5 separate regions of the Homo sapiens genome follow, and all the other regions are linked to region 1. A link is a contact called in ENCODE Hi-C or POLR2A ChIA-PET data. All regions are on one chromosome and are shown on one strand. Each heading gives the region's core, a stretch centred on a gene start or an enhancer-like site at or near the end of the contact. The rest is flanking DNA. Distances are from core to core; before and after follow the strand shown. Region 1 holds the start of WDR7 (WD repeat domain 7). Region 2 holds the start of C18orf32 (chromosome 18 open reading frame 32). Region 3 holds the start of VPS4B (vacuolar protein sorting 4 homolog B). Region 4 holds the start of ZCCHC2 (zinc finger CCHC-type containing 2). Region 5 holds the start of SMAD4 (SMAD family member 4).

The links. A loop is a pair of places that touch in the nucleus more often than their neighbours do. ChIA-PET counts read pairs that join two places held with the same protein, here RNA polymerase II (POLR2A). Pooled maps may share reads with other maps.
Region 2: a pooled map shows a loop between it and region 1 (16-fold over the local background). The contact joins the promoter of C18orf32 here to the promoter of WDR7 in region 1. A Hi-C loop is called at or near these places in 8 of 50 pooled maps.
Region 3: a map of ascending aorta shows a loop between it and region 1 (10-fold over the local background). The contact joins the promoter of VPS4B here to the promoter of WDR7 in region 1. A Hi-C loop is called at or near these places in 1 of 168 maps with a recorded cell type or tissue (ascending aorta) and 9 of 50 pooled maps. POLR2A ChIA-PET finds 5 or more read pairs at or near these places in 1 of 52 experiments (naive thymus-derived CD4-positive, alpha-beta T cell).
Region 4: a loop to region 1 is called in a pooled map, with 11 times the contacts of the local background. The contact joins the promoter of ZCCHC2 here to the promoter of WDR7 in region 1. A Hi-C loop is called at or near these places in 7 of 50 pooled maps. POLR2A ChIA-PET finds 5 or more read pairs at or near these places in 2 of 52 experiments (activated B cell and activated T-cell).
Region 5: a pooled map shows a loop between it and region 1 (10-fold over the local background). The contact joins the promoter of SMAD4 here to the promoter of WDR7 in region 1. A Hi-C loop is called at or near these places in 8 of 50 pooled maps.

The regions. Positions count from the first base shown.
Region 1 is chr18:56,649,081-56,654,088 of GRCh38, forward strand. It overlaps WDR7 (WD repeat domain 7), which reads left to right and starts at 2,279. Exons shown (of 28, transcript NM_015285.3): 1 at 2,279-2,496. RefSeq lists an enhancer at 2,010-2,399.
Region 2 is chr18:49,483,899-49,488,906 of GRCh38, forward strand. It overlaps C18orf32 (chromosome 18 open reading frame 32), which reads right to left and starts at 3,336. Exons shown (of 3, transcript NM_001035005.4): 1 at 3,145-3,336. All of the region lies in intron 5 of RPL17-C18orf32 (RPL17-C18orf32 readthrough), which reads right to left. RPL17 (ribosomal protein L17) reads right to left here. Exons shown (of 7, transcript NM_001035006.5): 7 at 4,583-4,668. The coding sequence ends at 4,621. MIR1539 (microRNA 1539) reads left to right here and starts at 3,475; the gene lies at 3,475-3,524. RefSeq lists a silencer at 3,065-3,194 and an enhancer at 3,235-3,394.
Region 3 is chr18:63,420,382-63,425,389 of GRCh38, forward strand. VPS4B (vacuolar protein sorting 4 homolog B) reads right to left here and starts at 2,095. Exons shown (of 11, transcript NM_004869.4): 1 at 1,852-2,095. The coding sequence starts at 1,878. RefSeq lists an enhancer at 1,963-2,262.
Region 4 is chr18:62,520,084-62,525,091 of GRCh38, forward strand. ZCCHC2 (zinc finger CCHC-type containing 2) reads left to right here and starts at 2,942. Exons shown (of 14, transcript NM_017742.6): 1 at 2,942-4,280. The coding sequence starts at 3,342. RefSeq lists silencers at 2,196-2,305, 2,536-2,805, 2,836-3,335, 4,226-4,465, 4,706-4,835 and an enhancer at 3,651-4,224.
Region 5 is chr18:51,027,973-51,032,980 of GRCh38, forward strand. It overlaps SMAD4 (SMAD family member 4), which reads left to right and starts at 2,241. Exons shown (of 12, transcript NM_005359.6): 1 at 2,241-2,651. It overlaps LOC107985152 (a long non-coding RNA gene), which reads right to left and starts at 2,122. Exons shown (of 4, transcript XR_007066370.1): 1 at 1,946-2,122. RefSeq lists enhancers at 91-190, 1,826-1,995, 1,852-2,470 and a silencer at 2,276-2,855.

The DNA of each region.
Region 1 (5,008 bases), core at 1,029-3,528:
CTCCTTGCCTTTTGCAGAGCTAACCTGGAGCTTAAGAAGTCCAGAAGGTACTGGTGTGCTGTAGGGTAATTTGCTACTAAATTCTCAAACCCCCAACCTTGCGATCTGCCTGCCTCGGCCTCCTAAAGTGCTGGGATTACAGGCGTGAGCCACTGTGCCCAGCCTGCTACTAAATTTTAAGGACAGAGTAGTACTTAAGTTTTAAAAATGCCACTAAAGCTGGGTGTGGTGGCTCACGCCTGTAATCCCAACACTTTGGGAGGCCGAGACAGGCCAATCTTGAGGCCAGGAGTTCGGGACCAGTCTGGCCAATAGAGTGAAACCCCATCTCTACTAAAAATAAAAAAAATTAGCCAGGTGTGATGGTGTGCACCTGCAATCCCAGCTACTCGGGAGGCCGAGGAAGGAGGATTGCGTGAACCCAGGAGGTGGATGTTGCAGTGAGCTGAGATGGTGCCATTGTACTCCAGCCTGGGTGACAGGGCAAGACTCCATCTCAAAAAATATATATATATATGCCTCTAAAATGGTGAAATTCCCGATTTTATCCTGTGGGTCTCATTTATGATTCTTTTGCAGTGATAACCATACATTTTTGGTTACAACAACAATGACGACATCTCACTTGTCTCCTTGCTTCCCTGTATTTCCCACCTGATTTACATGGCACATTGCTGCCAAATTAATATTTGTGGCTGGCCCATCTTAAGTGACCCCGATAAGTCACACTCTTGTATAATCCTTTCTCCTTGAGTACAGATAAAACCCGTGACTTACTTTAACCAATAATATATGGCAAAGGTGATGGCTGTCACTCCCTAATTTAGGTTATCATCTACATCCATTTCCATATCTATGTCCATGTCCATATCCATGGCTGTATCTATATCTGTGTGACTCCTTTCTTGTGCTCAGTAGAGAGATTCTCCTTGCTAGCTTTGAAGGAGTATGCTGCCATGTTGCGAGAGAGCCTTTAGTAAGGCCCATGTGGTAAGGAACTGTGGGTGGCTGCTAGGACCTGATGGCCACTTCCAGTTCAGAGCCAGTAAGAAGCCAGGGCCCCTAGTCAGACAGCCACAAGGAACTGAATGAGCTGACAGGAGTTTGGAATCAGATTCTTCCCTAGTTGAGCCTCCAGATGAGAATTGCAGTTTGGCTGACATCCACTTGTAGCCTTGTGAGAGCATGAGCACAGGACTCAGCTAACCTGTTCCTGACCTCCTTGCCCATGGAATGTGAGGCAATACATATGTGTTGCTTTAAGCCACTAAGACACTAAGACTGTGATAATTTGTTGTAAAGCAATTTTAAAAACCTGAATACCATGTGGTTAGGAAAAGTGCTACACTATTTATTAGTCAAAAGTCTTCAATTACTTTTCATTGTCTTTGGAATAAAGACCAAAAAGCTTATATGGCCACTAAAAGCCTCTTGTTATCTACATTATTCTATTTTTCCATGTTACTTTTTTATTACCTGGTCTAGGCCGAATGTGATGAAGTCTCTATCAACCCACAAGAGAGCTCCAGGGCATAGACTGCCTGTTAAAGGAGCCGCTCACGGAGCAGAAACAGCTAAGCCCTGATACCACATTTTCCCACTTCACCTACTTCACGTCCCTTGTATTTCTTCCAAATTTAACTTTCTATTTATTGCATATATTCATGTTTTACATTTCAATGCTGGTGACAAAGTTGTTTTCCTTTCCCAATTATTATTCCAAATCTGACCAATTTTTCTAGACTTCCATATGACCTAATGTGATTATCCTTCCTTACCCCAACCTAGAAATAATTCATCTCTTTTCTTCCTTGCTCCTTATTTGGCATTTCTCATCCTGCACTATACTATAGCTTATCTATCTTGGGGGACATTTGTCATTCTTTTTAGCTTTCCAGCATCCAACATACTTTCCAGTGTTTAGGGAATTCCCTACCTCTTGCATCTCAGTGGGAAGCAGTGTGATGGGGTCAGAAGTGTAAACTTGCGCAACATCCTGCTCCCAAGAAAGACGTGCACTTGCTACTTCATCCTTCGCTCCATCTTGGTCCTCCCAACTGGAGAGAGGACAGCCTAGACGAGACTTCCCACAACCAAGATGGCGGCCGTGCACTCCTTGCCCACAGCTGGCCTTTTCTCCACTTTCGGTCTCCATCGTAACGCGGCTGGCTCTCTCGGCGCCGGCTTAGGCCTTGCAAGTAGGGAAATGGTGAGTCTTTCCCGCCCCCTCATTTTTGCGACAGTTGCAGCGAAAGTCACGGCAGTTGGGGCTGGTGTCAGCTGATTTACTGCAGTGGCGGCGGCGGCGGCACCGGCACCTTGCAGTATCACTGGGGAGACGGCGGCTGTATAGCGCTTGCCGCCCCACGGATTATCCCAGCAGGATCTACGCACCCCGCATCCTCCGTAGTTCCGCCCTATCCTTGTCCTCCTTGGCTGGGGCGCCCACCGGCGGTCTGATAGGCTACATCGCGGCATGAGATGAAGCTGTGACAGGTAAGGGGGCTTTCAAGCTTCTCCATGGGAAACCACAGGGCGGGATGTTCCTGCACCGTGGAGGTCAGGGGTCAGGGGTCAAAGGTCACAAACCCGCTCTAGCCGGGGGCGGTGCTAGCTGTCAGATCGCTGCGGCTGCAAGCCTGCAGGTCGGGCCCAAAAGTAGGCGCCGTTACCAAGAGCGTGGGGGCCAGCCGGGGGTCTTTGTGGCTCCCTTGCCTGGTGAGTGATATTTGCTACTTGTGACAGTTGCTTTGGTCTTGAGGTGGGACTGCCTGGTTCCCAGGTGCAATCTAAACGGGATCAGGTGATTGGTGATGATCGTTGGTGGTTATTGACAGCAATTTTGGGCGATGTGCTTGCTTTTGGGGTTCATATAGTCTTTCCTTTCCTGTTGGTACTATTTTTGCCCATGCCCAAGGTACTGACACCACTGTTAGAATTTCATTTTTGAGATGCCATCTGCCAGTTCTTATCCCTTTGCCCTAGTACTTGTCTGAGCGGATGCCAGTCACTCCCATTCACTTAGTGATGGGTCCCAGCGTTCTGAAGCTATGTTTGAAGTCAGCACTACCCTAACTTTGATTCAAAAATTGCTGTTTTATGTTTTTTACCCACTTAGTATGTCACTTTTTGAGGCAGAATTTGCTGGGTTAGATAGTCTGAAACTAGGGAACCTACCGTCGCATGACAGGCTGCATTGATATTGTTGATGCTGCTGAATTTAGGGTTCGGTCAGTGGCAGCTATAGCTTCCTCTCACTGTAATATTTGCCATGAGACAAAAAAAGGCAAACTGACTCTTTCAGGTGTTTATGTCTTAGGATTTTATGGGCAAGGTTGCAGGAATTGCCTGTTGTATGAAAGAAATTAACTGAGTTTTTGACATTTTGTAAAACAAAAATTTTAGTTTGACTCTGCTTCTTGCTTTATAAACAAACTCGTGGCTGTATGAAGGTCAGCTTAAAAGTGAACATAATGTGTTGAAATGCCCTCATTATTACAAAGAATAAAAAACTGTCTAGTTCCATCCAGAACAATACATATTAGTTATTATAAATTGGGAAAACGAACCACTATAAATATAATTAATGCTTTATTATTAATGTCAATTAGGGATTATGGTAGAAAATTCATTTATTTTACTGCCAATCCTTATTTTAAGAGTGTTTCAGAGAAATACTTTAAGAGAAAAATGAGAGTATGCCCTTTATTTTTTCTTATTGCCACCTGTAACTAAATTTTAAAAGATCTCGGTGACTGGGTGAATCAAAGGGACTGGGCTTGGCTTGGTTTGAATATCCCTGTAAGAATTTAACTTAAATTTTAGGGGTAGTGACCCTTGTATCTTACAGTTTCCTTTTATCTTTGATATATGTTCCGTTTTGAAGTTAAAGGAAGTTGGGTGGTTTCTCCATGTAACACACTTAGCATCGAAAATCTTCAAAGTAGTGAGCTTGTTTTGTGTTTTCTTCGTGAGAGGGGTAGGATGACATTTAGCTTTAGTGGTGTGATGTTTATTAGATGTATGAGTCCTTAAAGTTCATTTTGGACCTCAGGTGCAGAGGATGGAGTTAATCTTACTCAATTCAATGGGCTGTTCAAGGCATCTCCCCTGCCTGCATTTTTCGTTCTTCTTTTTTTTTTTTAGATGGAGTTTCGCTCTTATTGCCCAGGCTGGAGTGCAGTGGCGTGATCTCAGCTCACTGCAACCTCCCCATCCCGGGCTCAAGCGATTCTCCTGCCTCAGCCTCCTGACTAGCTTGGGATTACAGACTGTGCCACCATGCCTGGCTAATTTTTGTATTTTTAGTACACATGGGGTTTCACCATGTTGGTCAGGCTGGTCTCGAACTCCTGACCTCAGGTGATCCACCAGCCTTGGCCTCCCAAAGTGCTGGGATTACAGGTGTGAGCCACCACATCCAGTCTCATTCATTGTTTTTTGTTTCTAATTCCCGCTGTTTTCTCTTGCTCATCAACCCATATGCAACCATTCTGTATGATGTGTATTCTTCTGTTTGTATGTGTTATTAAATGTATATTGTTCTGGGTGCCCACATTTTTAATTTATAGAGATGATATCGTGCAGTTTTTTTGTCTCACTATTATGTTTTGAAGATCTATTGCATTGCTGTTCTTTGCTTCCAAGTGCTGCACAATATTTCAGAATGTACATCTACTACAGTTTATCTGTCTGCTCTCCTATTTGTAGATACCCATGTTATTTTCATTTTCCTACCTCTACAGATAATACTATGATAAGCATACATTTTAGACCTCTGTGATACTTTCAGTGAGTTATAGATCCATATGTGATTCTGGATCATTTGGTTTTCATATATTTTATTGAAGCACCACCAGATGATGTTTAGAACAAGCAGCAATAGTCTATACACCTGCAGGAAGCTCGTGAGGGTTCCTTTATCTTTGTTTCCCCACAAATGCTTGGTTTTATTCAGTGCTCCAATTTTTCCAGACTAATAGATACAAAATTAAATCTCATTTTAAAT
Region 2 (5,008 bases), core at 2,086-4,585, 7.2 Mb before region 1:
GGCAAGAGGATAGCTTGAGCCCAGGAGTTTGAAACCAACTTGCACAACAAAGTGAGACCTTGTCTCTACAAGATCAAAAAATTAGCTGGGCATGGTGGCATACTCCTGTGGTCCCAGCTACATAAGTGGCTGGGACAAGAGGATCACTAGAGCCCAGGAGGTTGAGGCTGCAGTGAGCCGTGTTCATGCCACTGCTCTCCAGCCTGGATGACACAGAGACACTTTGTCTCAAAAAAAGAAAAAAAAAAAATATATATATATATATATATACACACACACACACACACACACACACACACACACGAAAGGACTATTTCTACAGTGTAGGAAAAACTTAAAACATACTATTATATTTGCTAAAAAAAAAAGACTTTATTAAATAAAAAGCTGCTATCTACAAGGTAAAGAAATAGGCCAGGTGCAGTGGCTCATGGCTGTAATCCCAGCACTTTGGGAGGCCAAGGCGGGTGGATCATGAGGTGAGGAGTTCGAGACCAGCCTGGCCAACATGGTGAAACCCTGTCTCTACTAAAAATACAAAAATCAGCGGGGTGTTGTGGCATGCGCCTGTAATCCCAGCTACTCGGAAGGCTGAGGCAGAATTGCTTGAACCCAGGAGGCAGAGGCTGCAGTGAGCCGAGATCCCACCACTGCACTCCAGCCTAGGTGACAGAGCAAGACTCCATCTCAAAATAAAGAAATAATAGGTGGTAGGCATGAATAATAATGAGGTGCCTGCTTCCAAACTTCCAGTCACTGCTCCTTAATCATGAATTTGATTATAAAGGAAAAACAACAACATTTGGTAGGTGCTAGACAGTTTACATATAACAACTCATTTAATCCTCAATCAGTGAGGTTGGGTACCCTTGCTACTATGTCTATTTAGAGTTTAAAAAATGAGCCGGGTGTGGTGGCTCACACCTGTAATCCCAGCACTTTGGGAGGCCAAGGCGGGCAGATCACCTGAGGTCAGGAGTTCGAGACCAGCCTAACCAACATGGTGAAACCCCGTCTCTACTAAAAACACAAAATTAGCCAGCCATGGTGGAGCAGGCCTGTAATCCCAGCTACTCGGGAGGCTGAGGGGGAAGAATTGCTTGAACCCGGGAGGTAGAGGTTGCGGTGAGCCAAGATCATGCCACTGCATTCCAGCCTGGGTGACAGAGCAAAACTCCGTCTCAAAAAAAAGATTTCTTATTTTCAAAATACTGCAAATTAAGTAGCATCTGCTGGCAACTGAGTCAGCACCATCACTATGCTTAGACATTTAAAAATTATTCACAATACAGGTAAACGGTGGCATAGAGAATCAAATCTGAATGTCTTTGAAATGAATTACAAGCAAGAGCTATAAACAAAAATGTAAATTGAGGCTGGGCGCGGTGGCTCACGCCTGTAATCCAAGCACCTTGGGAGGCCGAGGGGGTGGATCATCTTAGGTAAGGAGTTCGAAACCAGCCTGGCCAACATGGCAAAACCCTGTCTCTACTAAAAATACAAAAATTAGCTGGGCGTGGTGGTGGGCACCTGTAATCCCAGCTACTGGGGAGGCTGAGGCAGGAGAATTGCTTGAACCTGGGAGGCGGAAGTCGCAGTGAGCTGAGATTGCGCCATTGCACTCCAGCCTGCGTGACAAGAGCAAAACTCCGTGTCAGAAAAAAAAAAAATAAAAATAAAATAAAATAAAATCAATTGCTGGGGCAATAGTGATTTTTTTTTTTTTGAGACAGGGTCTTGCTCTGTTGCTCAGGCTAAAGTGCAGTGGCTCAAACATACCACCTGTGTTCAGAGTTCACTGCAGCCTTGACTTCCCAGAATCAAGCTATCCCCCTTCCTCAGCCTCCTGAGTAGGTAGGACCACAGCCCTGCGCCACGATGCCCGACAGATTTTTTAATTCTTAGTAGAGATGAGGTCTCACTGTGTTGCCCATGCTGATCTTAAAGTCCTAAGCTCAAATGATCCTCCCGCCTAGGCCTCCCAAAGTGCTGGGATTACTGGAACCTGGCCTAATTTTTTTTTTTAAATAATTAGCAAGGTGTGATGGCACGCGCCTGTAGTCCCAGGTATTTGGGGAGCTGAGGAAGGAGAGAACCGCTTGCGCCCAGGAAAGCCGAAACTGCCGTGAGCTATGATGGCCCACTGGACTCCAGCCTGGGCCACAGAGGCAGACCCTGTCTCAAGATTAAAAAAAAAAAAAAATCCAAAAGTTGTAACCTGTCCAAAGTTCTCACAGAGGTAACTGGTAACTAGAGCTTCTAAGACCATTATTTCCAGTTCTGGTTTTCCTCAATGCTCTTGCCTTTTCCTCTTCCAAAAACACAATGGTCATGTTTTTACCAAACTTTTACCAAACTTTCCAAACCAACGAAACCCCTTCAAAACAACTGACAATGCTACCAGTACTAGTTTAGTGACTGACAGGCCCTCCATCATAAAGATTCATTTTTACTTCTGCAATTGTGTTTTAAGTAAGTTCGCACACAGTACGATGTACATAAACTCTCGAGGACAAATACTACTAATCACTTACGCCACAATTACGGCTTTTAAGAGACTTTTTAGCTCTCTTCGGAATGAAGCCTATTTGTATCTTATCTTTTAATCTTCATAATAATACTTCGGTAAGATATTTTACTTCACACATATGGAAACTGGGTCAGAAAAGTCTAGAAGGTGGCTACGAGATATTATTATTTTAATTATTCGCTCCAAGCCAACAAAGCGAGCAAAACGGATTAAAGCTGTTGCAGAGGAATCTTCTTTCACTCAACTTAAGTCCAGACAACAGAGTAGACAGTTAAAGTCTGAGGCTCCATCCGAAATAGGGAAGGCATAACAGGGAAAGTCACCTTCCTCCAAGTCATCCAGTTGAGCATGTCATCTTAGTGGAGACAGAGGGAGCGGGGACAGGTTGAGTCAATGACAATGATTGAAAAGAGACGAGAACAGAGGCCTAACGGTGAAGGTCATAGAAAGGATGTGAAACCGATACTTGGCCACGGAAAAGAACAAAATCAATATAAAGTATCGGAGAGGCAAATGCAAGCTCCGAGGGCGCCGGTGGTGGACAAAGAATACAGACAGAGGGGAGGGGAGGGCGGGGCGGAGGGCGGAGGAGCGCGCTCGCGGAAGGAAGGTACCCTGAGAGCGAAGGCAGGCACCGCGGAGGCCGGCGGGCCGCGACCGCCGAGGAGGGAGGAGGCAGGAGGCCGCGCACCGCCTAGGACTCTGCGAGCGCGGCCCGGGCTGGGCCTGCGGAGCAGCTACAAAGCCCAACCCAGGCCGCTAGCCCGGGCACACTCACCCGCGACCGCGGAAACGCAGCTGACAATGTCCGCACTTCCGGAGGGAGGGACGATCCGCAGCCGAGCCAATGGGCGCCTTCAACGGGGACGACAAAGGCGCGCTTGCGTCAACCCGGGGTCGCACAGCACGCAGCAGTGTTGCCCAAGGGGCGCGGCGAGGCTTCCGGCTCTGCGGCCTGCAGGTAGCGCGAAAGTCCTGCGCGTCCCAGATGCCCAACTAAAAGCTTCGCTGCGGGAAGAAAGCCTGACCTGACTACACCCAGACCCAGAACGCAGGATCTCGGTAAAGGATGATGCCTGTGCAAACGGCGCGGCACCCACACGGAAGGTGGCAGCTAGGCCGTTGAGGCAACTGTGGATAAGCTATTAGTTTTGCTGGTTTCTTAAATTCAAGGGCAGAGCAAACTAACATTAAGGCCAACTTTACAAACGTCAGTTGCTTAAAAGAAGCAGTTACATCACTTTATAAACGAAAAGTACTGACGCTCGCTAGGATGTCAGTACGTGTTGGCGAAGTTGTGTGAAAACTGGGACCCTCATAAACCGTTGGTGGAAATGTAGCGTGCAGCCTTTTTGGAAATATTTGGAAGTTCCTCAGATGTTTACTCAGGTAACCTTATGATCTAGCAATTCCACTCTAGTATATACTCAATAAATGAAAACACAAAAATCTGCACACAAACGTTCACAGTACCATCGTTCCTAATAGCAAAAACAAAACCCCTTTATCAATTGACGAAATGATACAGGTTGAGCATCAACCTAAAAAGCTTCAAAACCTGAGCCTGAGTGCTGTTATCATACTCAAAGGCAATGCTCAATGGAGCCATTTCCAACTGGGGATGATCAACTGGTATATTCACATACTGGATTGTTCTGCAAAGAAAACCACTGCAAATTCCTTTTGGGATAATGAAACTTTTTTTGAGACAGGGTCTTGTTCTGTCTTGCCCACGCTGGGGTGCAGTAGTGCTCACTGCAGCCTCCCACCTCAGCCCCCCAATTAGCTGGGACTACATGCAAGTGACACCACACTTACTTTTTTTTAACAGACAGGGTTCTGACATGTTGCCCTGGCTGGGCTTAAGCAGTCAGCCTCCACCTCCCAAAGTGCTGGGACTACAGAAATGAGCCACTGTGCCCAGCCATGAAAATGGTTTTTAATGGTGCAGGGTAAACAATCTTGTGTTTCTAGTTCTAATCCTAAAAAATCCTCATTTGATCCATCTTGTAAGGACACTTGAAATATGTTCACTAATAAAGACAACCAACATTCTTTTCCTTTTAATTACATTTATTTTAATGCTGAATTTACTCCCGTGCCATAAGTTTTTGTTTCTTCAGTTTCTTCTGGGATATCTGGGGAAAGAAAAATGTGTTAAGTTTCTTAGAGAAAACCACAGTACATCTTGGAGGACTTCAGCTTATTCTGGAGGCAGGAAACCTAGTCGTTAAGGACTAAGGGGGAAAAATACTTAAATGGTAGAAATCAACAGAACTTAAGTTCATTAGATGTAAAAAGAAGTGTACAGAATCACTCAGGTTCTTGACTTAAAAGAACTAAATGTGATCAATTACTGAAAACAAGCTTCTTAGATTTGGGGAGAGGGCCCATTTTGAAGTGGCTATGTACATCTAAGTGGGGCCATCAGCAGATAATCATACGGGCCTGAGGTACTGAATATAAAACTACCAGTTT
Region 3 (5,008 bases), core at 845-3,344, 6.8 Mb after region 1:
AGGTTGCAGTGCGCCAAGATCACGCCACTGCACTCCAGTCTGGGCAACAGAGCAAGACTGTCTCAAAACAACAACAACAAAAACCTGCAAATGATGAAGATTATGTTGTAGAGTATCGAAATCACATGCAAAGTCTCTGACAAATGAAAAGCTGGTGGAATAAAAATTGTTAAAAAGCCAACGATGACAAGATGGGCACTTCAGAAGAGTCACCTTTAATACTCAAGGGAAAAATACTTTTACCAAATGACCAACGCTTTTTCCAAATACGTTTACCAAAAAGAACCTTTCCAAATAGGACTACAAAAAGCTACAAAAAACTCAAGTGAAGATTGCTGAATCTTAGTTTAATACAACCTTGGTGAAAAAGATAGTCATCCGGGCACGGTGACTCACGCCTGTAATCCCAGCACTTTGGGAGGCTGAGGTAGGCGGATCACCTGAGGTCAAGAGGCCAGCCTGGGCCAACATGGTGAAACCTCATCTCTACTACTAAAAATACAAAAATTAGCTGGGCGTGGTGGTGGGTGCCTGTAGTCCCAGGTACTCAGGAGGCTGAGGCAAGAGAATCGCTTGAACCTGGGAGGTGGAGGTTGTAGTGAGCTGAAATCACGCCACTGCACTCAAGCCTGGGCGACCGTGCAAGACTCCGTCTCAAAAAAAAAAAAAAAAAGAAAGAAAAGAAAAGGAAAAAAACACAGACAAATCAACACTTGACTTATTCCACAAAATGAGTCATTGTTGCAATTATACAATTATAATATTTTGTGAAAGATAACAATTATTTTAATAATCTTCTAGGTCGATTTTCAAGATGAAAGTCCCAAGCAAGCCTCCTTTCCCACTCTTTTTGTGTATGTGTGTGTGAAATTTTAATCTCTGTTTAAGTGGGTCTACTTTGAGTGGTCTTTCTTCAGAATCAATTATCATGGGTTAAGGAGTTCTTCCATTACCTTTGATGCCTCTGTCAGGCACTCCAATAACTGCTTGTTCAACAAACTACCGGAAGTCCACGACGGGGACTCAATACAAGTATTTTAGGCTACTCTTTTGTGCCTTATTGACTTACTGGACTGGGAGTCCTCTACATTAAGCCACATTACATTCTAAACGCCACTGAAGCCCTAGATCCATTCTGGGGATGGGAGACACCATTACATTAAGAAATTTCTTTTCTGAACGAATTCCATTCCACAGAGGACTAACGATTAAGCCTAAAATCTTAAGATTCCATGATTTGTGTACAAAACACTGTGCTCATTGCGGTAGAGGAGGGGAAGTGGAGCCACACAGAGGTTTAAGAATACTCCTCGATCTTACACACTACCATCTGGGAGCCACAGGAGTGTGCACATAAATTCAATGACTTCACGGAGATTGCATGCAGGCTGGCTGTAATCTCAGATTCTTGGTCTGTTCCCATATCTCTACTCACCTGACAGCTCAGAATGAAGGGGTCTGCTGTCAGCTTGAGAAACTAAGACCGAACTATGACCACCCTATCTTCAACTGGTCCAGAATAGGGCTTTGCAAAAATTACGTTCTTTCTTTCTCCGTTAACCCTGATTGGAGAAACCTGCCCAGATCTTGGCTGGTTTGGAAGCGGGAAGTGTCAACAAAAGTGAAGAGTCTCACAAAGCCAGTAGCTCGGGAGACCCCAAGAGCGGGCCAGAAACGACCTTTCCGTTGGAAAACGGGCCCCTCTCCCACCTGCTGCAGGTCCCCGGACCCGCCCTCCTGCGCCTCGACCACAGGCGCGGCCGCTTCCTCCCTTCTCCCCGCCCCCCACCCGCTTCTCGCGCCTCCCCTCGATCCCAGCTCCCTAGGGGGACGGGAGATGAGCAATGATACCTGGAGGTTGGGCGAAGTGGATGACATGGCGGAGTTCCCAGGCGGTTCCCAAGGGAACGAGGGGCGAGGAGAGCCAACAGCAGCAACGTCGAAGCGCGCACGGGGTAACAGCCCTCAAACTGGGGAGGCCGGTGGTTCTCGGACCGCGAAGGGCAGCCTCCCTTCCGGAACTTGTTTTAGACAACACTCTCTCCACCAGAGCTCCGACCCTCCCCACCAAACTTCCGCAATCCCGAGGCCCTCTAGGTTCTGGTCCCGCCTCTGCTCCGGGCACTTCCGATTTCGTCATCAGCACGCGCACCCAGTCACCAGACTCCCTTCTCTAGCCACAGCGCAGGCCCTCCCTGGGCCGGGAGAAGTAGCCTGGAAGCCAATCGAGCCCTGGCGGAAGTCGGGCTCGGCGCAGGCGCACTGAGACTCTGGCCTAGGCGCGGGCGGCAGCCTGGCAGACCTAGGAGAGCGCAAGCGCGGAAGCACAGAGCCGGGTTTTGTTGTTTGTTTGTTCCCCACCCCCGGGGACGTCTTTTACTTTGAGATGAATTATTGGCCCCGGCTCCCTTCCCTCCTCATCCACATGCTTTGTTGCCTCGTAGCTTTTGAGTGAAAAAGTCGTCCATTTCCAAGACCCGCCGACTGGGGGCTTTGGGCCTGTGACTGCGCCTTCACTCCGTGTCCTCTGTGGAATGGGGGCGATCACCGTCCTCGTCTCGGTGGTGAATAATTCAGGAGGGAGTGCGCGGTGAGGCGGCCGCACAGCGGTGCGCTAGCAGTCAGGCCGCGGGCGGGTCGGCGCTCGTTCCCGCTTGTTCTTCCCACGCCACTCGGCATCTTCCAAATGACTGTTGTGTTGGGAAGATGAATGTAAATAAGGCGTGGACGGCCGCTGTCCTCGAGTATGTGGTCTGAGAGGGAAGCACTTGTCCTGTAAAATGGGCATATCAGATATTATTTATGCCAGTTATGTTTACAAGCAAATGGCTTGAGGAGGTTGAATGCGTCAGGGATTAGAGGCAGAACCAAAGTAAAACCCTTTCTCAGCCTTCCTATGGTTTGCAGCCACCACCACCCTTTTCTTCTTTTCATAGTTAACATTCTCAAAGGAAAGCAACATAGATGTTTAATCACTCCATCATTTTTTTCTCACTCATTTCTTAATTTTTTCTCATCTGGCATCTCCGAAAGAATTAAAGTCCTCTCCTCTTCCCTCTTCATTGGTATTGTCAACTACCCAGTTCTTGTTTGTCCAGCTTCCCAATATTCCTTATCTGCTTCCTTCACTGTCTCCCTTTCTTACTCCTCCCTGAGCTTAAGCTGAATTTACTCAAGAGTCTGATGTCCTCTTCTCTCTTCACCTCTGCTCATCTAACTCTCTTCTTGAGCTTCAGCTATCAATAGACTAGAAATTGCTTCAAATCTGGATCTCTAGACCCACCCCATCCCCAGCCCAGCATTTACAACAGCCTCCCAGAGGTTTCCTTCACAGGGTTTTTCTGCAAGACAAATTCAACATACTCTAATTAATTACCTTCTACCCTAAACTTCTTTCTCTGGTCTCTCCTTAGAATAGTATTGCCAAATCTGTATCATCCAGGCTCGAAGCACAGAGCCCTCTCTCTGCCCTGCATCTACCCGTCCTTTCTTCCCACTTGTGAATTTGCCTTCGCAAAATGATGACTGAGACAGTGAAAGAGATCTAACTTAACCAACTCCATCTTACTTTTAACCTCCAAGCTGTCCTTGTACATTCCTGAGCATAGGCTGAACTAACTGTGGGAGAAACTGAGTTTATAATTTAAGCAAAGATGGGCCGGGCGTGGTGACTCACGCCTGTAATCCCAGCACTTTGGGAGGCCGAGGTGGGTGGATCACTTGAGGTCAGGAGTTCGAGACCAGCCTGGCCAACATGGTGAAACTCCATCTCTACTAAAAATACAAAAATTAGGCCGGGTGTGGTGAGTCACGCCTGTAATCCCAGCACTTTGGGAGGCCAAGGCGGGCGATCACCTGAGGTCAGCAGTTCAAGACCCGCCTGGCCAACATGGTGAAACCCTGTCTCTACTAAAAATACAAAAATTAGCTGGGCATGGTGGTGCGTTCCTGTAATCCCAGCTACTCGGGAGGCTGAGGCAGGAGAATTTCTTGAACCGGGACCTAGGAGGCAGAGGTTGTGGTGAGCTGAGATCGCACCACAGCACTCCAGCCTGGGCTACAGAGCGAAACTCTGTCTCAAAACAAACAAACAAAAATTAGCCAGGCGTGATGGTGCCTGCATGTAACTCCAGCTACTTGGGAGGGTGAAGCAGGAGAATCACTAGAACCCAGGAGGCAGAGATTGCAGTGAGCCAAGATCACACCACCGCACTTCAGCCTGGGCAACAGAGTGAGAATCGGTAAAAACAAACAAACAAACAAAAAACCCCTCTTTTATCACCAGTAATAAGCCATGTTGTTATGATGGAACCCCTGATGTGGAGAAGGGCACATTAGCTCTGTGGTATGCTTCCCAAACCTGTAACCTCAATCTAATCATGAGAAAACATCAGAAAAATTCATATGGAGGGTTTTTCTACTTCTACAAAATAACCAGTGCTCCTCAAAAATGTCAAGATCATAAAAGACAAGGAAAGACTGAGGAACTGTCACAGATTGTAGAGACTAAGAAGATGACAACTAAATGCAGTATGGGATTCTGGATTGGATCCTGAAACAGAAAAGGGCCATGAGTTGAAAAACTGTTGTAAGAATGAGAATAAAGTCTGCAGTTTAGCTAATAGTATTTTATCAATGTTAATTTCTTATTGTTGATAAATGTACCATGGTTATTTAAGATGTTAACAGTAGGGGAAATTGGGTGAAGAATATATGGGAATTCTCTGTATACCTTTGCAACTATTCTGTAAGAGTTTATTTTTAATTTTTATTTGTGTATTTATTTTTATTTTTTTTGAGACAAAGTCTCGCTCTGTCACCCAGGCTGGAGAGCAGTGGCACAATCTCGGCTCACTGCATCCTCCACCTCCCATAACAATTCTCCTGCCTCAGCCTCCCGAGTAGCTAGGATGACAGGCGTGTGCCACCATGCTTGGCAAATTTTTTGTGTTTTTGTAGAGATGGGGTTTTGCCATTTTGTCCAGGCTGGTCTCGAACTCCTGTCCTC
Region 4 (5,008 bases), core at 1,692-4,191, 5.9 Mb after region 1:
GGTCTCATAGGGAACAAATTCTTGATATGAATCAGACTGCCTGTTTCAGGATATCTGAAGTAGAAGTGGACGTATCTGGGCATCCTTTTTATAGTTGATATATTTTAGTGTATCAGGCTGCCCTGAACCACCCAGTTATCTGAGGTTTTGGTGAAATGTCTTGCAGCAACCCAGCTGCAAAAAGGAGGGTTGAAAAGCCTCCTCCGTCACTAGTGCCTTCATCCAAACCTTCACTTGGAATCAGTTTTCTGGTTACATATAAATACTTGGACAATAATACCAGCTATATTACGGTATGGCATGGTATATGAATAATGACACCTTTCACTATTAAAAAGGCAAATAAAACAATATACTGAATGTGCATTAAACATCATCTAGGTACATCAGTGTAGTATGGGAAGTTAAAAATATATATATCATCTGGGGACAAGAGACAATAATACTTTGTGTCCTGGTTTTTGTTACAAGATATATTTCTTTATAAAATATTTGGATACAAACCACACACTCACCACTATCACAATAATGTTATCTGGCCCACATGATTTGATTATGCAGGGAATACAAAAAAAAATCAGAAAATCTAGAGCAGGTGTTCTCAACAGGTAGGCTGGCTAAGAGGAATCCCTTTCTAGGGAGTCTTACTAGAATCATCAGGGTAGTTTTCCCAGCTTAAAAACTCACATGTCACAGTGGGACTTCCATCGGGGCCCCTCCCTCAAAAGCACTAGCGTTTTTTCACTCTTACTGAATGTGTTCTCTCACTTATGGTAACATGGAAAAAACATTGAGGCCTCCTTGTGAGCTGCAGTATGCAGAGACGGAGATAAACAACAAATTGTCCAGCTGATGGATAACCAAAATCATTAAATCATGGTATATGTCACTTATGTGTATAAGCTTTGATCACTATATTGTTTAATGTTGGCCAAAGCTATAAACACCCAAGTAATCATTATTGATTACAAATTTGAATTCTGGTATAAAATGTATGCATCAACTATTGTGGAGAGTTCATATCAAATGGCTTCTTATTGCCAAGGAAAATGCCCCTTTGACTGCGTCACATATAAAACTCAATTTGCCAGCCTGGGCAACATGGTGAGACTCTGTCTCTACAAAAAAATACAAACAATTAGCCAGGTGTGGTGTCACGTGCCTGTGGTCCCAGCTACTTGAGAGGCTGAGGCAGGAGGATCTGCTTGAGCCTGTGCTCCAGCCTGGGTGACAGAGCAAGACTGTGTCAATCGATCAATAAAACAAAAATCAACTCGGAGGTAAAGAATTTATTTGCTCACTAGATATCCAGATCTAGACAGCTGGCTCACTATGAACCTGTGAATATCTAGCAAGATTAATATTATTACTAGTTGCCTAAGTATTTCACCCTAAGCTTTAGAAAAGTGGGAACAGGAGATGAGATATGAGTAGAAGATCCCAGGGTAGTTGAGGGTGACAGCAAAAAAGGGCAATGACGTATAAGTCCTCATAATAAAGTTTTCTTGGCTGTAAATTACATCTAAAGACTGTAAAGAACTAGCAAATTACAAGAAAGAGTGACTTTTATATATTTTGCCAACCTCAAATGTGCTGAAAACAGTTCTCCCTCTCACCCTTTCATCCCCGAAACTGATTCAGGCTTCAGTTCACCCTTTTACTGAACTGTGAATGAGCCTCTTAGGACATAAACTTGTGAGGTGAACAGAGTTCAGCATATGCTCTCCCAACAGATGTTCCAGCACCACCGCAAAGAGTTACAATGTGATTCTTATCTTTCTGCATACTCCTACTACATAGCTGTAGTAGGACTTCTAAATTTAAAGTCTTAAGATTTTTTTTAACCCACCTTTTAATTAACCCTCAAAAGATCCAGCTGAGTTTTAAAAATTTGGACTATGTTGCTAAAAAAAAAAAAAAAAAAAAAAAAAAGTAACAGTGCGAGTGTAAACATCTTGGAAGCCTAAATCTGAAAAACGTAACAAAACTTTTTTTTTTTAAGTTTAAAGCCTGTCAAGTTGGTAGCTTATTAAATTCCTCCAGTCACATGAAATTCACAGCAGAACAAGGATTCAAAATGGGTTAGGCACCGAAATGTCATTTAGCAAATCAATGATTCCCAAAAGATAGAGGTTTAGGGGCGGGGAAGGGAGAGGCTTTTCCTAAACTATCCAGGAAATAATTTTCACAGAGCGTTACAGACTAGGAGCGTCCCCAGCAGCGCTCACCCTCGGCCGGCCGGGTCCCGCTGCGCACCTCCCGGCCGCGCGTCCCCACCTGCGCACGGTGCCTCCAGCCTGGGCGTGGGCGCGGCCCGGGATCGCGGCGCCGGGGCCGCAAACCGGGGCCGCAAACCAGCGCCGCCACCCGCGTCCGGACCCAGTCCCCTGTGAGCGACACCTGGCAAAGTTTCACAAGGTGGGAGACAGCCCACCGCCGGCTTTCAGGAAGTGCACTGGGCGGTGAGGACTCGAACGAGCTCGTCCCGGGGCTGGCGCACTCACTTCGGAGAAACCCCTGCTCCCGGGACGCGTTCACTCCGGCCGCGCAGGCAGCCCGGGCACCACTGGCGGAGGCGGGGCGGCAGCTGGCAAGCAGAGGAGAATCAGGAGTCCAAAGCCGGGCCAGGGCCCTCAGGAAAGGTGAGAGCGGCCGCGTCCCTCCGCTCACGTGGGCCTCGCACGCTCCTCACCGCTCCCGGGCTACCCTCACGCCGCCCCACGGCCCCAGCCCGCGTCCTCCTCCTGCCGAGCACCAGCCTTTAGGACCGCACGGAAGCCGCCGAGAGGGAGGCGGCCGGCCAGCAGTTGGGCGTGGCTTCCTGGAGAAAGGCGGCCCCCCAGGGGGCGGGGAGAGCGACGTCACCGTCGATTCGCGGTGCTGATTGGCGGAGGTGAGGTGCGCGGAGCCCGCAAGCTTCTCCGCCCGGCCCGGCTGCTCCACCTCCTCACCCAGCCGCTCCGTCCTCACCGGCTCGCGAGGGAACAGCTCAGGCACCGCCGCCCCGGCTCAGCGCGGACGGCGGAGAGAGGGAGGCGGAAGGAGGACACCCTCGCTCGCTTGCTCCCACCCGCACCCGGGCTCCCAGAACCGGCGAGGAGCCCAGGGGGAGGAGCCGTCGCGGGCACGCCCCGCCCCCAGCCCGGGAAGACGACGCCAGCGACCCCGCCGGCCGGCCACCGCCCCCCTCGCCGGCCGAGACCCGCCCCCGGCCCCGGCCCTCCCCCGGCGGCATGGAGGGGCCCCGCTCCTGACGGCCGCGCCGCCGCCTCGGCCCGTGCTCCACCTCGCGGCCCCTCCCGCCCGCCCCCGCTCGCATGTCTGCGCCGCCCTAGCCGAGGATGCTGAGGATGAAGCTGCCGCTGAAGCCAACGCACCCCGCGGAGCCGCCGCCCGAGGCGGAGGAGCCCGAGGCGGACGCGCGGCCGGGCGCGAAGGCGCCTTCGCGCCGCCGCCGCGACTGCCGCCCCCCGCCGCCGCCGCCGCCGCCCGCGGGCCCGTCGCGGGGCCCTCTGCCGCCGCCGCCGCCGCCCCGGGGACTCGGGCCGCCTGTTGCTGGTGGAGCGGCGGCGGGGGCGGGTATGCCGGGCGGCGGCGGGGGGCCCTCGGCGGCGCTGCGCGAGCAGGAGCGGGTATACGAGTGGTTCGGGCTGGTGCTGGGCTCGGCGCAGCGCCTGGAGTTCATGTGCGGGCTGCTGGACCTGTGCAACCCGCTGGAGCTGCGCTTCCTTGGCTCGTGCCTGGAGGACCTGGCGCGCAAGGACTACCACTACCTGCGCGACTCGGAGGCCAAGGCCAACGGCCTCTCGGACCCGGGGCCGCTGGCCGACTTCCGAGAGCCCGCGGTGCGCTCGCGCCTCATCGTCTACCTGGCGCTGCTGGGCTCGGAGAACCGGGAGGCCGCTGGCCGTCTGCACCGCCTGCTACCCCAGGTGGACTCGGTGCTCAAAAGCCTGCGCGCGGCCCGGGGCGAGGGCTCGCGGGGCGGCGCGGAGGACGAGCGCGGCGAGGACGGCGACGGCGAGCAGGACGCCGAGAAGGACGGCTCAGGCCCGGAAGGCGGCATTGTGGAGCCCCGGGTCGGCGGCGGGCTTGGCTCCAGGGCCCAGGAGGAACTGCTGCTGCTCTTCACCATGGCCTCGCTGCACCCGGCTTTCTCCTTCCACCAGCGGGTCACCCTGAGGGAACACTTGGAGAGGCTCCGCGCCGCGCTCCGCGGGGGCCCCGAGGACGCGGAGGTGGAGGTAGAGCCGTGCAAGTTTGCCGGCCCCAGGGCCCAGGTAAGGCGCACGGAGCCTCCCTGGACTCGCGGTGCGATCGCTGCCCCGGCGGCCTCCCCGGCCTCGCTCTCGGACGCCCCTTGCCCGAGCCCCAGCCCGGCGCAGGTGGCTCGGAATCCCCACCCGGCAGCTCCCAGCGCCAGAGGGCTGAGCTTCGTCTCGCTGGGCCGCTCCGTTCCACTCCCCCACCCCACCCCACACCCCGGCAGACACAGCCACCCGCCATCACAGAATGCTCTAGAAGTCCCTTCCGTGCCACGGTGTTGCCACGGAAGACGTGGAGCTCCCCGCCCGGGGCCCCTCTCGGAGGAAAAGTGTCGGGACGTTTTTGGCTCTGAGCATCTCAGCGCTCGGTGCGGGAGCCGCCGGGCGCTGGAGGAACCTGTGTGAGAGCCAGCCGCAGTGAGCCCCAGGCAGCGCCGTCCTTCCCCGCCTGCCTGGCCGGGGCTCCGCCTCCCGTCTCCGGGCTCTGCCGGGCCCTCGGCGGGGTGTCCTGAAGGTGCGCTCCCGGCGAGCTGCCCTTGTCTTTGGCACAGAGGGACTTTTTTTGCCCAGTGTGTGCCTGAGTTAAAAGGGGTCGTACGGGTCCTTGTGGCTTCTGCTCTGAGGGCTTGTGTTCCCAGCAGACATCTGACGTAGAGACCTGCGAATGGATCTGAGATGAGTAGTAACGCAGGTTGTCCGGGGAGAGAAACCTTTTCTAGCGCGGCCTGGGATGCTTTTTCCCT
Region 5 (5,008 bases), core at 991-3,490, 5.6 Mb before region 1:
GAACGCTTGCGTTTACATTGTTTTTATGGAACTAGCAGAATAAAACTGATCTATTTTAAAAATGAAAAAAAAAAAAAAACAAAAGAAAGAAAACACAGTTGCCACTACTTGAGAGGTGGAAGGAGGAGCAGTGTCCCAGGGCAAAGTTGGGTTTCCTTAAGTAAAAAGGTGAAGGGAACCTGAAGGGAAATTCTGAGAAGAGGTTGAGCTTACAGGGAATATCATTTGCATAAATAAATACATGGTGTGGTAGACTCTAAAGAGGCCCCATATGATTCCCACCTCCTGGTGTTCAAGCTTTTGTGTGTTTCCTTCCCCTTCAATGTAGGTGGCGCCTGTGATTTGCTTCTGGCCAGCAATGTATGGCAAAGGTGACAGAGTATGAGTGATACTGTGTATGTGATGATGTTACATAAGATTGAAACCAGTGTCTTGCTGAGACTCTTCCCGTTGCTGGCTTCGAAGAGGCAAGCTGCCATATTGTTAGCTTCCCTATGGAGAGCACCACATGGCAAGGAACAGAGGGGGTCTCCAGCCAACAGCCTGCAAAGGACTAAGGCCCTCAGTCCTGTAGCCTGCAAGGAACTGAATGGTGCCAACAACCACATGAACTTGGAAGCAGATCCTTTGTTCCAGCCTCACTTTGTAGAGGACCCAGCTAAGCCATGCCTGGAATCCTGACTCAGAGAATCTGTAAGATCATAAATGTTTGTTGTTTTAGGCTTCTATATTTGTGGTGAGATTGTTATACAGCAATAGGTAACTAATACAGACGGAATAGAAGAAGTTTAGTTATAACAATGTCTCAATTTCTTAAAAACTTCTTCTGAGGTATATTACCTAAGATTCACATATTGATCTGTTACCAAATCATGTTTTGTAATCTATCAGCTGACAGATCTTCCTTCAGTTTTGTTGACAGAAAAGATTTGAAAACTATCTGACTTGAAAAATAATTTAATATCCATTCACTAAGGTCATTTACTTTCTCAGCATAGATACCGATTTTTGAATTGTCCCTTTTGGATTGCTGGGGAGGTTCTGCATTGATCCCATGCACCTTAGTAGTGGGTGAGAATTTTGACTTTCTTCTGTAAGGTGGGAGGACAGTTTTGAAAGGGGATGCTGTGTCCTCAGCTCCTTTCTCAAGCTGGGCAAGTTTAGAAAATAGAATATATAGCAATGGAAGATGTGGAAATGAATTCCCTTAAAACTGGTCTCCATAAACCCCAGGGGTAAGAGAACACCAGTTTGGAGCTTTAGGGGCTTTCTGGTCAAAGAGGGAATGGCCCAGGCGGTGATGTGGAGGATAGAATGAAGCACTGAGTATGAGTGGCGAAGGCGTACGGTGGGTGTAGAGATTTTCTGGGCGACGTGACCTAAGAAATGACTTTAGAACTGGCTAATCATTGGTTTTGGAGGGACTAAAAGTAGTTCCTGGTTGGTGAAAATAAATCATTAATGCGTTTTAAATGAAAAAGAAATGCATGCGTCTTGTAAAAAATGTGAAATAAAAGAGGCATAAAGTCAAAAGCAGAGCCTATGCCTTCCCCCACCAAACAAACAGGTAACCTAGTTAACAGGTGTGTCGTAGGATTCGAAGTTCGCCTCCAGCTCCGAGAGTGCGCCTACATCTCTTCCAACAAAATCCACTCACACTTGCAACGCCTGGCAAGGCTCTTCAATATGTGATTCCTTGACTGTCCTGTGCGTCTCTCGAGTGTAAACACCTCTGGGGCTCGTGATTCGGGGCTGCCAGAAAGAGAAGGAAGGTGCCGCCAGCGTCTGTTTCTTCCCGAAGTGAACTCCTACAACCTAGCCACCTTCTCCCCAGAGCTGTCGACTGGCTGTTGAAGGCCAATTTTTGTGCCTACGCAGGTCCTCAACACAGAACAAAACAAAAAAACAACAAAGGCCGGGCTAATAGCTATTTATAAACACTTACTGGACGCCCACTCTACGCCGAGCTCTCCCGCGCTCCTTGGATACTTTTTTGCAACGAGATGCCAATTTCCCCGGCGACCACTCCCTCAAACAGGCCTTCGCCTCCGCCCGCGCTGAGGCCCAGGCCCAGGTCCAGATTCAGAGCCGCCCGCCGGCTGGCGCTGCCCTGTAGGCGCCTGCGCAGAGCGACCCTCCCCGTCACTCGGAGCGGGAGGCGGGGGCAGCCGGGAGAAAGGAAAGCTGCGGGGGAAAAGGGCCAAACCCTGAAATTACCCGGATGTGGTCCCCGCGCGCGCATGCTCAGTGGCTTCTCGACAAGTTGGCAGCAACAACACGGCCCTGGTCGTCGTCGCCGCTGCGGTAACGGAGCGGTTTGGGTGGCGGAGCCTGCGTTCGCGCCTTCCCGCTCTCCTCGGGAGGCCCTTCCTGCTCTCCCCTAGGCTCCGCGGCCGCCCAGGGGGTGGGAGCGGGTGAGGGGAGCCAGGCGCCCAGCGAGAGAGGCCCCCCGCCGCAGGGCGGCCCGGGAGCTCGAGGCGGTCCGGCCCGCGCGGGCAGCGGCGCGGCGCTGAGGAGGGGCGGCCTGGCCGGGACGCCTCGGGGCGGGGGCCGAGGAGCTCTCCGGGCCGCCGGGGAAAGCTACGGGCCCGGTGCGTCCGCGGACCAGCAGCGCGGGAGAGCGGACTCCCCTCGCCACCGCCCGAGCCCAGGTAACCGCGCCATGTCCCCTCCCCTTCCCCCGGCCGGGCCCGCGCACCCCGCCTGTGGCTTCCCCGCCCCGGGGCGGGCTCCCGACGACGGCGGCGGCGGCGGCGGCGGCTGGGAGCGCGCGGAATCCTCTGGGAGGGCGACCGCGGCGGCCTGACGAGCCGGGCCGGGCGGGCCGGCTGAATGCCGGGCGGCGGTGCCTCGCGTCCCTCGGGCCCCCAGCTCCGCTTGCAGCTCGTGGGAGAATCAAGTTAAACTCGGACGGGACTCCTGCCGCGGCCGCCGCTCCTCTTTGTTGTTCTCAGTAGTTTCACGGTCGCCCCGGCTGAGCGCGTTGGGTCGGCTGGAATGTGTTGCCTTAGGGTCTAAGTGAAAGTTGTAAATTGTTTGTCTAAATTTATTTTCTCCAGCCAATTTCTGTTTTGTCTTTGTCCCCTACTTTCTCTTCCTAGTCTTGTCATGCCAGTTTACGCTTCTGGCTTTGATATGTTTACTTTTTGAGTACTGAGAGTGACAGCGGTATGCAGGACACATTCTTAGCACCTAACTGAACCCCTCCTTGCCCCCAATAAAACATGCTTCCTAATAAAAGACACAGCTGATCTTACTGTTAGCACTGCATGTACTGACAGTGAAATTGGTGTAGGGTGGAGGGCGGTGGCTCCATCACTTGTCCCAAACTGCTGTTAGGATTTCTCAAACTAGATTTTCAAAGACACAAGTGTGTTTAGTTAACCTGAAAGGTTTATTTGCTGGTGCAGAGGCTTTAAAAAGCCCTGTTGAAGATTGATAGCTGTTTCCCTTCAAAAACCTAAGTACGTTTGTTTTTATTTAAAAAAACACATTTATTTCCCAATTAGTTTCTTAATGCATTTAGTTTTTGCACCGTAGTTTAAGGTGGAATTGCCAGTTATTTAGGAATAATAAACACAACAGGATAATAGCGGAATTACCCTGAATTGACTTTCTGCAAACATATAATCTTAGCTAATTTTTGTTAGTAACCTTTGACTTTTGCCAGAATTAGCATCCTTCTAGTCTTAGTAGCAGCTTGGTTACTCGGGTGTTTTAAGAAGTAGGTTCACTCCTTTTTGCTGGCAAAAACCATTTAGTATCAAAAAAAAAAAAATGCGTAATTTCGTAATTAGATTTAGAACAAGGCATTTGAATAATTTTTATGGTGGATTTCATAAATTACTTTTGCCATACCCTGCAGAGACTAGATAATATATATTTCAGTTGAAATCTAGGAAGTTCTAAAATGTAACTTTTTTTTAATGCTAAGGACTTACTCTCTCTATATTGGAAAGTTCTGATATGATTAGTACATAATATTCCAAACTGTAAAATGATTAACATTTAAAAATACGGTTTTTAAAATTAGTGTTTCTTCCATAATGCTGTCATGATTTTGTTTACTTAAATGGGTTTGTTACAGAACAAATGTAATAGAGATGGACCAAGCATTTGTAATTCGGAGTAGCTTTAGGTCTAAAGACGATGGTGAATTATGTAGGTTTAAGTTGTTGGAATTAAAACTAAAAGCTTCTTTTGATAAAAGTCGTTATAACATTTTGTGACTCTATTAATAGAAGTGGCTTTTTCTTTGCTTTCCAGGTTTTTGGGCGAGTTTTAAAGAAGTATTGCATCTTCGTTTTTTTTATTTTTGAAGTGGGAGTGTATGTTTCTGTTTAGGTCACTGCCTTCATTGTAAATCTTGAGTTTAGAAAAAACCAAACTGCAAATCTGTTTTTCAGACTTAATGAAAATTTGTGCCGAGAAAGTCACTTTGAAATATTTTGGAATAAGTTTTACATGAATGATTGATCTTTTATGATAGCTTTGCTGTTTGAAGCAATTCTCCCTCTACTAGGAAGCAGCAAATCTTACTTTTAAAAACCTCTGCTTCACTTTCTTAAGCTACATTTTAGTCGAGCGATTGTGTGTGAATTCTTTTTCTGTATTCCCCTTCAGTTTTTCTTTCTCCCCGCAAATTAAGGAGCGAGAATTAACCTAATTTATGCTGCCCAGTCACACTCCAGCTCTCCCACTTGGAAGCAGTTTTTTTCTGATTGAGCCAGTGTTATAGTAACATCATTAGACACTATTCTAATTGAGGTGTGAGTTACTGAGGCCTCTGCTAGGGAGGTTAACCCTACAGAATCTGTAGGGTTCATTATATTTAAACTGCATATTTCGGCTTGTCTAAATTTTTGCCTATTTTGGTGAAAACATGTTGTTTTGTCGATGTTTAAACTTAGTTCATTTTGTCCCTCTCTAGTTCATGACTAACCATTTTTTTCATTTTTAATCCAGCGATTTTTTTAGAGTGGTTCTTTAAGCATCTTGTATTAGCCAT